4 separate regions of the Homo sapiens genome follow, and regions 2, 3 and 4 are each linked to region 1. A link is a contact called in ENCODE Hi-C or POLR2A ChIA-PET data. All regions are on one chromosome and are shown on one strand. The core of a region is the stretch at or near the end of the contact, and the rest is flanking DNA. Distances in the headings are between cores, read along the strand shown.

Evidence for each region. Hi-C counts contacts between places; a loop is a spot of excess contacts on that map. ChIA-PET counts read pairs that join two places held with the same protein, here RNA polymerase II (POLR2A). Pooled maps may share reads with other maps.
Region 2: a loop to region 1 is called in a pooled map, with 4 times the contacts of the local background. The contact joins the promoter of SAP30BP here to the promoter of NT5C in region 1. A Hi-C loop is called at or near these places in 2 of 50 pooled maps. POLR2A ChIA-PET finds 5 or more read pairs at or near these places in 2 of 52 experiments (GM10248 and T-cell).
Region 3: a loop to region 1 is called in a pooled map, with 3 times the contacts of the local background. The contact joins the promoter of WBP2 here to the promoter of NT5C in region 1. A Hi-C loop is called at or near these places in 1 of 50 pooled maps. POLR2A ChIA-PET finds 5 or more read pairs at or near these places in 4 of 52 experiments (GM10248, HEK293, MCF 10A and 1 more).
Region 4: a loop to region 1 is called in a pooled map, with 2.6 times the contacts of the local background. The contact joins the enhancer-like site here to the promoter of NT5C in region 1. A Hi-C loop is called at or near these places in 1 of 50 pooled maps. POLR2A ChIA-PET finds 5 or more read pairs at or near these places in 3 of 52 experiments (HepG2, T-cell and activated B cell).

The regions. Positions count from the first base shown.
Region 1 is chr17:75,129,900-75,133,110 of GRCh38, forward strand. It overlaps NT5C (5', 3'-nucleotidase, cytosolic), which reads right to left and starts at 1,843. Exons shown (of 5, transcript NM_014595.3): 1 at 1,635-1,843; 2 at 1,282-1,382; 3 at 1,146-1,206; 4 at 854-968; 5 at 329-743. The coding sequence starts at 1,808. The coding sequence ends at 589. ARMC7 (armadillo repeat containing 7) reads left to right here. Exons shown (of 3, transcript NM_024585.4): 3 at 1-373. RefSeq lists an enhancer at 736-825 and silencers at 862-1,066, 1,436-2,005.
Region 2 is chr17:75,665,566-75,668,701 of GRCh38, forward strand. SAP30BP (SAP30 binding protein) reads left to right here and starts at 1,773. Exons shown (of 11, transcript NM_013260.8): 1 at 1,773-1,913; 2 at 2,951-3,060. The coding sequence starts at 1,808. It overlaps RECQL5 (RecQ like helicase 5), which reads right to left and starts at 1,589. Exons shown (of 20, transcript NM_004259.7): 1 at 1,479-1,589; 2 at 863-1,006. The coding sequence starts at 992. RefSeq lists enhancers at 714-1,913, 1,495-1,594, 1,765-2,014.
Region 3 is chr17:75,853,770-75,856,648 of GRCh38, forward strand. It overlaps WBP2 (WW domain binding protein 2), which reads right to left and starts at 1,566. Exons shown (of 8, transcript NM_012478.4): 1 at 1,470-1,566. The coding sequence starts at 1,528. RefSeq lists enhancers at 1,652-1,781, 2,390-2,879 and a silencer at 2,152-2,321.
Region 4 is chr17:75,686,939-75,689,851 of GRCh38, forward strand. All of the region lies in intron 3 of SAP30BP (SAP30 binding protein), which reads left to right. Among named protein-coding and RNA genes, the nearest start is that of SAP30BP-AS1, 3.6 kb to the left of the region's middle. RefSeq lists enhancers at 1,197-1,698, 1,699-2,198. Within about 2 kb of position 1,438, at least 14 of the 41 ENCODE cell types and tissues checked have a DNase peak (open chromatin) inside an H3K27ac peak, as active enhancers do.

The DNA of each region.
Region 1 (3,211 bases), core at 593-3,092:
GAGTGTTGCTCAAGGGAGTCAGGAAGAGACGGCAACGTAAAGGATGTGGCTCCATGTCCATGGTGCCCCCTGGTCAACATAAGGAGCGTGGGATCCGATGGAAAGGTGGAGCTCAGGGAAAATGGGGGTCCTTGCCTCTCGTGTACCCCCTCAAGGCTGACCCCTTAGATGGCCCAGGAATGGCAGGTGCTACAAAAATGGTACCCACGTGGGCATGGAAATGGGGCAGATTAGGGGACCACTGGACTCAGAGGGGAGGGAAGGGCTCATCAGCACCCGCTCAGGGAGCCTGTCCCTTTATGTTCCCAAATAAAGGGTCCTAGAAGACTAGAAAGCCAAGGTCTTTTATTAAAGGTCCCGACTGGTTTTCCCACTGTATTTCCATGCCAGCCAGGGTCCAGGGACAGCCTCTCGGGAGGTACCGGGTGGCTGGGCCTGGGGCCCGGTAGCACAGCGCTTAACGGTATCTGCCTGCTCCACTCCACGGGGCCAGAGGCACCAGCACGATGCCGCCCCGACTCGGCTCTGCGGTGGCCCCTGTGGGCCTGCCCTTCCTTTAGCTCCAGCTGCTGCCCGCGGCATCCCCGCTCATTCCCGCTGCGCAGCTCCGCGCTTGCTATCTAAGATCTCCCTCCAGTTGTCACTCCAGGAGAGCAGCCGTCTCCTTGTCGGGGGCAGGACCAGGTGCCGATTGTGGCAGCAGGTGAACAAGATGTGCTCCCAGCTTGGGGTCTCCTCCTGGCCTAGGACAGTGAAAGACAGCGCGCTGCCATCTGTCATGGGTATTATTACTCCCTCTCCCTAATCCGGGCAGGCCAGAGGCCTGGAGGCTGCCAAGGATAACGGGTCCAACCTCGAACTGTGTCCTTGTCATCAATGAGCAGGTCCCCCAAGACCACCGTCTTGTCCCTTGTCAGGATAATTCGTTCTACGAACTGGGGCCCCAGGTGCTGCTCCACCCAGCGGTACTGTGTAGAAAACACAGTCTGTGAGTAGGGCCTGATGGAAGCCGGAATTCAGGGATAGGGACTTGGCTCTAAGCCCTTGAGAGCCCCCCACCCCCACCTTCTGGGTTTCTGGTGGTTTCTTTTTAAAATCAGGATTTAGGCAGCTCCACGTGCGGAGTAGGGGCGGGGCAGCCACACCTTCTCACCCACACAGTGGTGGTACTTCAGCAGGGGGCTGGTGCAGATGAAGACCTGCGTGCTGCGGAGAAGGACGCGGTTACCGCCGGGAGCCAGGAGCCCGCCCAGGACTCCGCCCGCCCCCCTCTCTCCTTACTCCGGTAGGTCGTTCATCTCCCGCACAGCGTCCAAGGCTCCCGGGATGGGCTCCAGGTCCAGGAAAAAGCCCGGGGCTTCGTACACACTGGCCACTTTATCCTGAAAGACAAGAGTTCTGGGTCCCGGCTTCCCGTTCCCGCGAGGACCCGCAGGGAGGCTCCTGGGGGCTCCGGGCCCGAGCTCAGAGGGGCGGAGGGGGCGTCGGTCAGGGGCACGCGCCCAAAGGCTCCTCCCCAGGGTGCGCTGCCCGCGGGTTCCAGGGTGAGAGCTCTGCGCCCTTCACAGAGAAGGGGGAGACCCCCGGAACGGAGCGAGCGGGCCCTGCCCGGGTGGGGACCCTGCGCCCCCTACCGCCAGGTCGGGCCGCAGGGCGCGGTACTGCTCGCGGGCCAGGAAGCCGCGGCGTTGCTCCAGCGGCACGTGCGGCTCCTCAGGGAAGCGGCGGCGGAAGCCCCGCAGGAGGCCGGCCTCGAAGTCGGCCAGGACGCCGTCCATGTCCACCAGCACGCGCACGCTCCGCGCCATCGCCGCCGGGCCGGAGCTGCGAGCTCTCGGGGTCTGGGGGGCGCGGGCTCGGCCGGAAGCGGAGGGAGCGCTGCTTCCGGAGTCCGCCGGGCTGATTTGCATAGAGTGTCCGGGCCGCCCCGCCCAGGTCGTAAACCAGTGCCGACGGCCCTGCGGTTGCGCGAGGCCATCCTAGGGTTCGGGTGCAGGGACGGCTTTGGGGGGCACTTTTCTGACCCTGCGCTTCTTCGGGACCCAGCCTTTGTCCCCATCAGCCGCCTCCCACTTTACGGCAGACGTACCCCCGTTCACCCCACGTTACTAGTAGGGGACCGACCTTCCGGGGGCCCAACAAAGGGATGCTCTGAAATACTGGGAAGCATCTAACGAGGAGTCAAGGGTCCTAAACCCGTGGGGCTAGCTCCACATTTTTTTTCTTTTTTTCTTTTTTTTTTTTTTTATTTTGAGACGGAGTCTGGCTCTGTCGCCCAGGCTGCGGCGCAGTGGCGGCGCGATCTCGGCTCACTGCAGCCTCCGCTTCCCGGGTTCAACCGATTCTCTTGCTTCAGCCTCCCGAGTAGCTGGGATTACAGGCACCCGCCACCACGCCTGGCTAATTTTTGTAGTTTTAGTAGAGACGGGGTTTCGCCATGTTGGTCAGGCTGGTTTCAAACTCCTGACCTCAAGTGATCTGCCTGCCTTGGCCTCCCAAAGTGTTGGGATTATAGGCTTGAGCCACCGCACCTGGCCAAAGTCTTATTACCGCAGTACCGTGGTCTCAGTGGATTGCTTTCGTCTGTGCAGTGGAGCAGGAACAATCCCTCGAGGACTACAAAGTGAAATGAATCTGTTAACTGGTTTGTGTAAGTCTAGCTCGTTAAGAGACTAATTCACACTAGAGTTGGCTTGAAACATGGGAGCTTCAAGTGTGGTTTCCCCCGGAAAGATGATTTTGATCAAGCACAGGTAATCAGGACTGTCCTCAGGACTTTATGTGGAACTGACATCGCTTACCTACTCCCGTCTAGAAAATGCTGAACAGGGCCAGGTGCGGTGGCTCACGCCTATAATCCCAGCACTTTGGGAGGCCGTGGCGGGCGGATCATCTGAGGTCGGGAGTTCAAGACCAGCCTGACCAACATGGAGAAATCCTGTCGCTACTAAAAATACAAAATTAGCGTGGTGGCACATGCTTGTAATCCCAGCTACCCGGGAGGCTGAGGCAGGAGAATCTCTTGAATCCAGGAGGCAGAGGTTGCGGTGAGCCGAGATCATGCCATTGCCCTCCAGCCTGGGCAGCAAGAACAAAACTCCTTCTCAAAAAAAAAAAAAAAAAAAAAGAACATGCTGAACTGTGATACATTTTGTTGACTCTTCTTTTTGTGGATGTCATGAAACTTCCTGACTCCACTCAAATCTATTTG
Region 2 (3,136 bases), core at 523-3,022, 540 kb after region 1:
TGTAATCCCAGCTACTCAGGAGGCTGAAGCAGGAGAATTGCTTGAACCCAGGAGGCGGAGGTTGCAGTGAGCCGAGATCGCGCCACTGCACTCCAGTGTGGGCGACAGAGCAAGACTCTGTTTCAAAAAAAAAAAAAAAAAAAAAGAAGTCTGAGTCTGCTGTGATATGGATGATTGAACTAAACAGCCATGAAAGCAGAGTACTGCTAGATGAGTGGGTACATCTGTGTAGACATGAGAGGACATTACTTAGAGGGCTTTTGTTTAGACATGTATCATTAATATTACATTGCTGCTCGCCTCTTGGCAACTTCCATTTGTCACCGTATCTCAGGTTTATAACATTATTACTCTTTCCTTCTCTATCTGGGACCAAGGCCACTCAACCTGCAACAAGGGAATTACCTAGGAGGCCAGTGACCGAGTTAAGTTATTCCTACCACCCTCACTGTTGCTGTTCGTTTGTGTGTACAAACGAACAATAATGAGAATCTGAAGTGTTTTCAAAGACCATGTGTAAATCTAGCTATGAAATATAGACCAGCTGGGTGGTTCTGCCACTAAAACTACAAGCTTTGGGCCGGGCGTGGTGGCTCATGCTTGTAATCCCAGCACCTTGGGAGGCCGAGGTGGGAGGATTGCCTGAGCCCAGGATTTGGAGACCAGCCTGAGCAACATGCCAAGACCCCATCTCTAATTAAAACAAATAAACGAAACTACAAGCTTTGACAACTCTAAAGATTTCCAAATCCAGTTATGGACCAAAGGTGAGGCAGTACGAAGGGTGAGGAGGAGGGTGTTCTGCCGCAGCGTTATGGTATAGCCAGCATAAATTTAAAGGAAGGTAGCTTGGTAATGTTACCTTTTACTACAGCCATGGTCGCACTCTCCTGTAAAGGCGTCTTAAAAGAGTCAAACCCAAAGACCTTCTTCAGCGTACTCCGGACTCGCCGCTCAGGGTCAAAAGGAAAGGTGGTATGGTGGCTGCTCATCTTAGCCAAGAACAGTGGCCAAAGGTTAAGGCAAAGGTAGTAAAAGGTTGCCACGAGAACCCTCTGTTTTGCATTAAAAATACAGATTATTTTTCTGTAACAATTTGCTATATTACACTTAAATAATGTATTATTTTTAAGTAATAAAGCTGAAGGTGAACTGCCTCAAGCAATACATTCCTCAGTAATTAACATCTCCACTTTTACGCTCAATGAAAATGAAAACATTGAACTATTCCAGGCCACGGTATAGCACAGAGCTAGAAATCAGATCAAGAGAAGAAACATAAATGTCTTCAGAACAGCTTGGAGAACGGGGAACCGTTTTCCTAAGATCCACCACCTGCTCCTACTTCTATAAGCGCAACCACGACGACCGTTCTTCCACCCCGGGACCCCGAACCCCTTCTCCCGTCTTCCTGAGCCCAAGATCCGCAATTTTCTCTCTTGGCTGGCCGACACCTCCCTCTCTTCACCCTAAGATATCAGAACCGGCCGTGGTCCGCCCAAGAATTAAAGGCTGCTGGCTGGTTCCGGAACTGTTCGAAGACCCCTATACACAACCCCAACTCAGAGAAGCCAAAGCGCTGGGAATTCAGCTTTAGGCAGAACCCACGCAATCTTATATCCGTCGCGCAGTGATGACGTAGCGCGAGCGCTGGCATGAGGGCGGAGCCAGGCGCAGGAAACTGCCGTTTTGATTGGTTTCCAGTGTGGCGCGGGGGTCTCCTGGGATCCGAAAGAACCTGCCTTTCCGCCCGGAAGTCGGCGTCTTGAGTCATAGGAGTGAGCCACGCCCGGGCTGTGGGAATAAGATGGCGGGGAAGAAGAATGTTCTGTCGTCTCTCGCAGTTTACGCGGAAGATTCAGAGCCCGAGTCTGATGGCGAGGCTGGAATCGAGGCGGTGGGCAGCGCGGCTGGTAAGGCCCAAGTGCGAAGCTGGAAGGGGGAATCGGGTGTCTGCCCGGAATGCTGTACCCTCGCTGGGCGGGAGGGAACAAGATGGTCATTGTGCTCCAAGCACCGGACCCCGAAGAATGGTCCAGGGTCCGGGGTGAGATAGAGCATTAGAGACTGTGGACTAAGAATGAAGAATCTCCTTCCCGTTATTTCGATTAATTTGCCTAAACTTACTGAAAGACTCCGTGCCGGCTATAGTGATAGACAGAGGGATGGACGAAGAGGGAGCGGCTGCTCAGCCACTGCCTGTTTCCCCTGGGCTCGTTGTTTGATGAGGGAGAGCGATAAGTAAAACATACGTGGAAGATGGTAAAGATTGTGTTCGTTAACTTTATAACTTTTAGTTAGGAATGTGCCCTAAACACATCTTGGAGCTTTTAAAAACAAACGTATCTGATGCCCAAAGTGAGAGAACCTAATTCGGTAGAACTGGGGTAGGATGTGGGCATTTGTGAACTTTTTAAGGATCCCAGGTGATTTTTCTTATTTTGTGAGTTTTTAAAGCCTAACGGTGATGTTCTCCTCCTCAGGTTGAGAAGCACAATGTTAGATAATGGAAACAGATTCCTTTGGGAGAATAAAGAACAAGTTACCTAACAACATATCAGGACCTTAGCTTCCTCATCTGGAAAGTGAAGGGGATTGGATTAGGTTAGGTACTTCCATGTTTTGTGATTTTGTGTGGTCTCTTCCAGTCAGAAAGTTCTCTGATGGTTTCCTATAAACACTTTAGTGTTTATCTAGTGTTTATAGCATTAGAAACAGAATTTAGTACTCGGTTTTGTTCCCTGACCTTTTAATGATTTTATTCAGTAAATGCTGGCCTTCTCAGAGAGCCGAATCTGGGCCTATTGTAACTTAACATGAGATTTAGGTTCCCTTTGTATCTTCAGAGATAGTCTTGGCCACTCAAATCTCTGGACATTTTTTCTTACATTGTAACTCTTGTTTTTTTTTTCTTGCTTTTTGTTTGTTTGTTTGTTTTTTAACCTTTCAGAGGAGAAAGGCGGATTGGTATCTGATGCCTATGGGGAGGATGACTTTTCTCGTCTAGGGGGTGATGAAGATGGTTATGAAGAAGAAGAAGATGAGAACAGTAGACAGTCGGTAGGTAAATCTCCCAGATCCAGAGCTACTGAAAGCACAATTTCATTTGTCAGATTTTGGAACTGTGCCAACAGTG
Region 3 (2,879 bases), core at 316-2,815, 720 kb after region 1:
GCGCGGTGGCTCACTCCTGTAATCCCAATACTTTGGGAGGCCGAGGAGGGTGGATCACGAGGTCAGGAGTTCGAGACCAGCCTGCCCAACATGGTGAAACCCTATGTCTACTAAAAATACAAAAAATTAGCTGGGTGTAGTGGCGGGTGCCTGTAATGCCAACTACTGGGGAGGCTGAGGCAGGATAATCGCTTGAACCCAGGAGGCGGAGGTTGCAGTGAGCTGAGATCGTGCCACTGCACTCCAGCCTGGGCGACAGAGCAAGCCTCCATCTAAAAAAAAAAAAAAAAAAAAAAAAAAAAGAGAAGAGAAGTACTGCTCAGAGAAAAGAAGGAATTACCAGCAACAGGCTGGGCCCATGAAACTCTGAGCGGGTAAGATAGAGGGAAAGTGAGCATGCTGGGTCACTCTAGGCATTTTCCTCTGACTCATCAAACATTCCCAAGTCACAGGGCAGCTGGATGCTGGCCTTAGCTGGGTACAGGGCTCTGACTCCACGATGTCTCCTTTGGGGACTCAGGTGCCTCCTAAGCTCCTTCTGCCTTCAAGAGGCAATTCAGGGTCGGCATAGTTCAACCCAGGGCTGGCTGGTCTGATTTTCAATACCCAAGGAACAAAAGGAGACAGAGGCCATTTAAGGCTTCTCTTGGCAGAGACTGGAGGAGAGACAGGATGCAATGAGCAAGGGGTGGGGAGGATGGAGTGGAAAGAACCTTGAATTAGGAGAGCTCTGCCTTCCGAGGTGACCCAAACCAACAGGCATTCAAGAGAGAGGCAAGGGAATGACTACGGACCCACACAGTGCCAGGAACTGTTAGACACCTGACAAACGTCATCTGTTTAATTTCACCTCTGGGACCTCAGTTTTTTACCGGGAACCTGAACAGTTCTGGAACATACTGGAAGCCTGTATGCTGGTGGTTAATCCTATTAACTTTGGAGTCAAGACTCCTTTCCTGGAATTACCACCTCTGTTACTTACACAGTTGCGATCTCGGGCAAGTTACTTAACCTTTCTGCCCTCCACTTTCCCTACCTGTGAAATGTGGACAGTAGTAGATTATACTGCACAGAATTTATTAAATAAGGTAGAAAAGGCGCAGAGCCTGACACGTAGTAACGTTGTAGACATCCAATAAGTGACAATTATTTTTGTTTGGGGCTCCTCCCAGCTACTGAAATCACAAGTCTGGGAAGGGGTTCAAGAATCACCCCTAGGCCCCACCGGGGGCCCCATACCAGGTCCCCATGCAGACGTCCCACCCCCGCCTCCCAGCTGATCACAACCTCCCGGGCTCTCCCCCACGGCCCACCCACCTTCCTCCAACCCCGCCCCCAGCCGTTCCCCACCAACCTCACTCCATCAGTGCTCCCTCTTCAGGGGCTTATTCCCCACCACCCACCACCCACCGCCCACTTCCTCGACACCCGAACTTTGGTCCTCCAGGATCCTTCCGCAGTGTTTTCACCTCTCGGTGTTATTGACGATCACTCCGCCGCCCTCCGAGTGATTCTTGTTGAGCGCCATAGTCTCTCCAACAGGGGTCCCGAGACTCAAAACGCAATGAGCTTGCGCCCCTCTTCGCCCCGCCCCTAGTGGCGTCTTCTTATTAGAGTCAGCCAATCAAAGCTCGAGTGCGGAGGCTGGCCCAAACACCTGACCCGAACGTCACGTGGTAATAGTTTACTCCCTCCTTCCAGTTCCTCCTGCGCAACAAACAAGATGAAGACTACAATTCCCAGCAGGCAACGCCCCCGCAGCCTCGGCCTGTCCCTATGCTGGAGGAAGGATGCATTCTGGAACTTGTAGTCTCCTGGATCATAGGCCTGAATTGGTTCCACATTTTGCGTAACCAATCGGCTTGTGCCATCCCCACCCCGCCTCTTCAGCCGGACGGAAATAAACAGTTCCGCTCCTGGCAGGGGCGCGATCTTGGGGACTCCGGCAGCGCGTTAAGGGAAGTCCTGCTGGTCGAATGCGACCTGGACATGGCGTGGGAGCGCCGAGCTGTCCCCTTGTGGATGGGGAGCTTTCGTTCACTCAGCAGACGTTTATGGGGCGCATGCGTGACTCTGGGGCGTTTAGCTGAGCCGGAGGCCCCGGCTCTTGGGGACGCGGTGGGCTGGCGGCGTCGGATCACCCCGCCATCCATCTCACCACTCCCAGCGCTGAGCCCGGGGGGCGGGGAGAGTCCCTCATGGGAAGGGGAGGCCGTGTGCCCCGCCTGGCTCCCACCACGTTCGCAGGCCGGCCGGGCGCCCCTCGCAGCCCCCTCTCCGGCCTCGCGGTGGCGCCGCTCCCCCCTTAGCGCCCAGCGGGGTCCCGGCCGGAAGACTGAAGGCTGAGTGGGACTGGGCACGGCGCGAAACCGGCATCCTGATAACTAGGATTTACAGAATAAGGCTGACTCCTGTCAGCTCGTGACCCAGCCCTGGGCGTCCTCCACGGGGCAGCTGTCATTCCCTAACCGCCCCCCACCAAACCCCTGCACCTCCGAGCTGAATCCGTGAGGCGGAGAGAGGGGGCTGCACTTCCCACGTGGTAGTTCCGGTACTCGTTAATGTTAAGGAATTAGAGTTTGCTTTTCAGTAGACAGCTGCTTTCCTGACTGTGGTGGCCAACCTCTAGATCCACCTGCTTGACTTCGCTTTCCAGGGAGGTCTCCTATGTGAAGAAACAAAGCTGCCTCACTAGAAAAGATCAGGAAACAGCAGCGTTCTGTGAGGTCCTGTGCAATACCAGGTTGGACCTTGCGGGACAAGTACAGTGGGTTAAGGATAGTCATAATGAAATCTGCCCCAATGGTTAGATGTATTTTGGCGCCTGCAATCTCTGCAGTCTTTAAAAAGAATTAAGTCAGACTATGTGCTGATATGGG
Region 4 (2,913 bases), core at 188-2,687, 560 kb after region 1:
TCCAGCATTGTTGCTTTCTTGGCAACCTGAAGTGACTCACATTGATCTCAGAAAACCTTGTTTTGACTATTACTTTGATGCCTCCACAAGAGGGTTTCTGGAGGATGGCATAGCAGTTGTTCTGAAGCAGCTGTATTGCCTGATGGTTAAGAGCACAGTTTCATGGGACTGTTGTGAAAAATGAGATTCTTAATTGAAGAGCTTAGCATAATACCTAAACTTATTCCCCTAGATTGAGTTTTCATATTTTATCCTCAATGCTTGGCCCATTGCTTGGTGTATAAATCATGCTCAATAAATTATCTGTGGAAAAAATAAATGAATTAACTATACAGTAATTATTTTTGTCTTAGGATTTAGGAGCATTAGGCCCAGTGTTCGGAAAGAGGATGCAGGGCCAGATGTGGTGGCTCACACCTGTAATCCCAGCATTTTGGGAGGCTGTGGCAGGAGGATTGCTTGAGCCTACGAGTTCAAGAGCAGCCTGGGCAACATAGTGAGACCCCATCTCTACAAAAAATTTAAAAATTAGCCAGCCATGGTGGTGCATGCCTGTAATCCCAGCTACTTGGGAGGCTGAGGCAAGAGAATTGCTTGAGCCCAGGAGGTCAAGGCTGCAATGAGCTATGATTGCGCCAGTGTACTCCAGCCTGTGTGACAGAGTGAGACCCTGTCTCAGGAAAAAAAAAAAAAAAAAGATGATGCAGAAAGATGAACAAAGAATTGGGTTTGAAATTTTTTTGTAATTCAGCGTTGGTGTCCCCTCCCCACCTTCTCCTGCCCCTTGGCAGACTTTTATTGCAAGCCTAGCCCTTTTGTTAGCTGCTCTTCTGCTGCCTGTCCGTCTGACATTTCTAGTGAATCTACACATGAAACTCACTGTGGAGTTGACCAGGCTGGGAGTCTGAAGTTAAAACATAACAGCTGAAGGTAGGTGTGGAACCTAAACTTGACAGAAGACAAACTGACAGTGTTTGGGGTGTGTGTGTGTGTGTGTGTGTGTGTGTGTGTGTGTGTGAGAGAGACAGAGAGAGGTCAGTGCTTGAGCACCTTCTGTGGACCAGGCTGACTATTAGACTTGGTGATTTTTGTGAGTACACAGAGTAGAGTAGTTTGTCTTCATCGGCCAGGTGAGCATGAGGGTAGAGGAAGGCTTCCCTGGGCTGGGCTGAGGCCTACACGGGGCTTTCTAGGCAGGAGTGGGGAGAAGGTGATTTCAGGGAGCAGGCATTGCAAAGATCCTGGGTGCAGAAAGGGGAGGAAGAGGCTGAAATGGGCAGCAGGGAATCCTCAAGGCTCGTGGGCCACAGTGAGGATCTGTTTTTAAGGAGCTATTGTGCTCGTGAAGTGAGATCTCATCAGGCCATGGGCTGTCCCAGGTCTGAGAGAATAAAGGTTTGAAAGGAGTCATTTTACTAATCTGCCTCCCTAGCTGCCACGTACTTGTAAGATGCAAGATTACATTGCCCAACAGGAAACCCCCAGTCTGTAGCATTCTTGCCTGTGGCCTCGGGGCTGGCTGCCCTGTGCCCCTGTTCAGAGTGCTTTCTCTGTGCCCGCTACTCCCGAAGCTGGAAAGAAAACATGACGTTTAGATTTGGTGGGATCTAGATGCTGGCGGCTGCCTTTGTGGAACTCAAGTTTGACACTGGAGCTTTGTGGGGCCGGTTCCAGGAAGGATTGAGGAAGCATTGTTGGCTGTAAATAAACCTCCATTCTCTTACTCAGGACTTGGTACTTCTCTGCTGAGTAAATCCTCCCAGCTCAAATGGCAGCTTGTCCAGTTTCGTGGGTCTATATTGTTGTTACTTCCTTCCTGCGCTCCAGTCAGCTTCATCAATGGCTGGACTTTTGTATTCTCTGCAGGAGGAACCATATTCCAGGTTCTGTAATTCTTGAGAACCAGGCCCCTGCCACTGACCTACAGTTGCATCTTCCAAGTCTCAGTCACAGTTGGTTAAGAAACCAAATTGGCAGGTTGAGATCACTATTCTTCTCCAGGGACAGCGCCCAGTGTGCCGCAGCCGCCTCCTGCTCTGGTTGTTGGGCCTTTAGTCTCAGGTGGGGTCTGGGTGGATGAGGGGTGCAGGCAGAGGAGGAGACCTCGGCTCAGATTGGTGTCCTCCACCAGCTCAGCGTTTAAACCATACTTCCTCTTTCCTCCTTTCTGTTTTCTAACTTGGCTTTTGTTTTTGTCTTTTCGTTTTTCCTTGTATCTTTTTTTTTTTTTTTTGGAGACAATCTTGCTCTTTCAGGCTGGAGTGCAGTGGCGCAATCTCGGCTCACTGCAACCTCCACCTCTCAAGTAGCTGGGATTACAGGCATGCACCACCATGCCCGGCTAATTTTTGTATTTTTAGTGGAGAGGAGGTTTTACCATGTTGTCCAGGCTGGTCCCAAACTCCTGGCCTCAAGTGATCTGCGCACCTCAGCCTCCCAACTCCCCCAGCCTGTTTTTCCTTGTGTCTTGATTGGAATTGAATGAGGGGGCTGAAGAGGTGGGCCTAGTCTTTTCTCCCAGGAGCAGCCTTCCTTTCCTAGGTGAGGTGCTTTGTTTTCACCTTCCTTAGGAACTGGGTGAAAAGCCCTCAGCCTGTTCTGGCTGTGTGTTGTTGCTCATGTCTCTGGGCTGCGGGTTCCATGCCCTCTGGCTGATGTAGACAGATGCCTGGTGACTAGACATCCAGGATGAGCTCATTACTTTAACCAACTGAGAATTTCTACCTGAAGGCCAGTGGGTGGATTCATACGAGTCAAGACAGGTGTTTCCTGTGCATTTCAAAACGCTGCTGGCGGGGAAGAGATGAACAGTGCTTTCTTGTTGCTTTTTGCTTGTATCCTCACAGCCCTTCTTTCCGCTTCCTGCCTCTTTAAGGGCATAGTGAGAATCTCCCCCAGAGCAGGTGGTTTAAC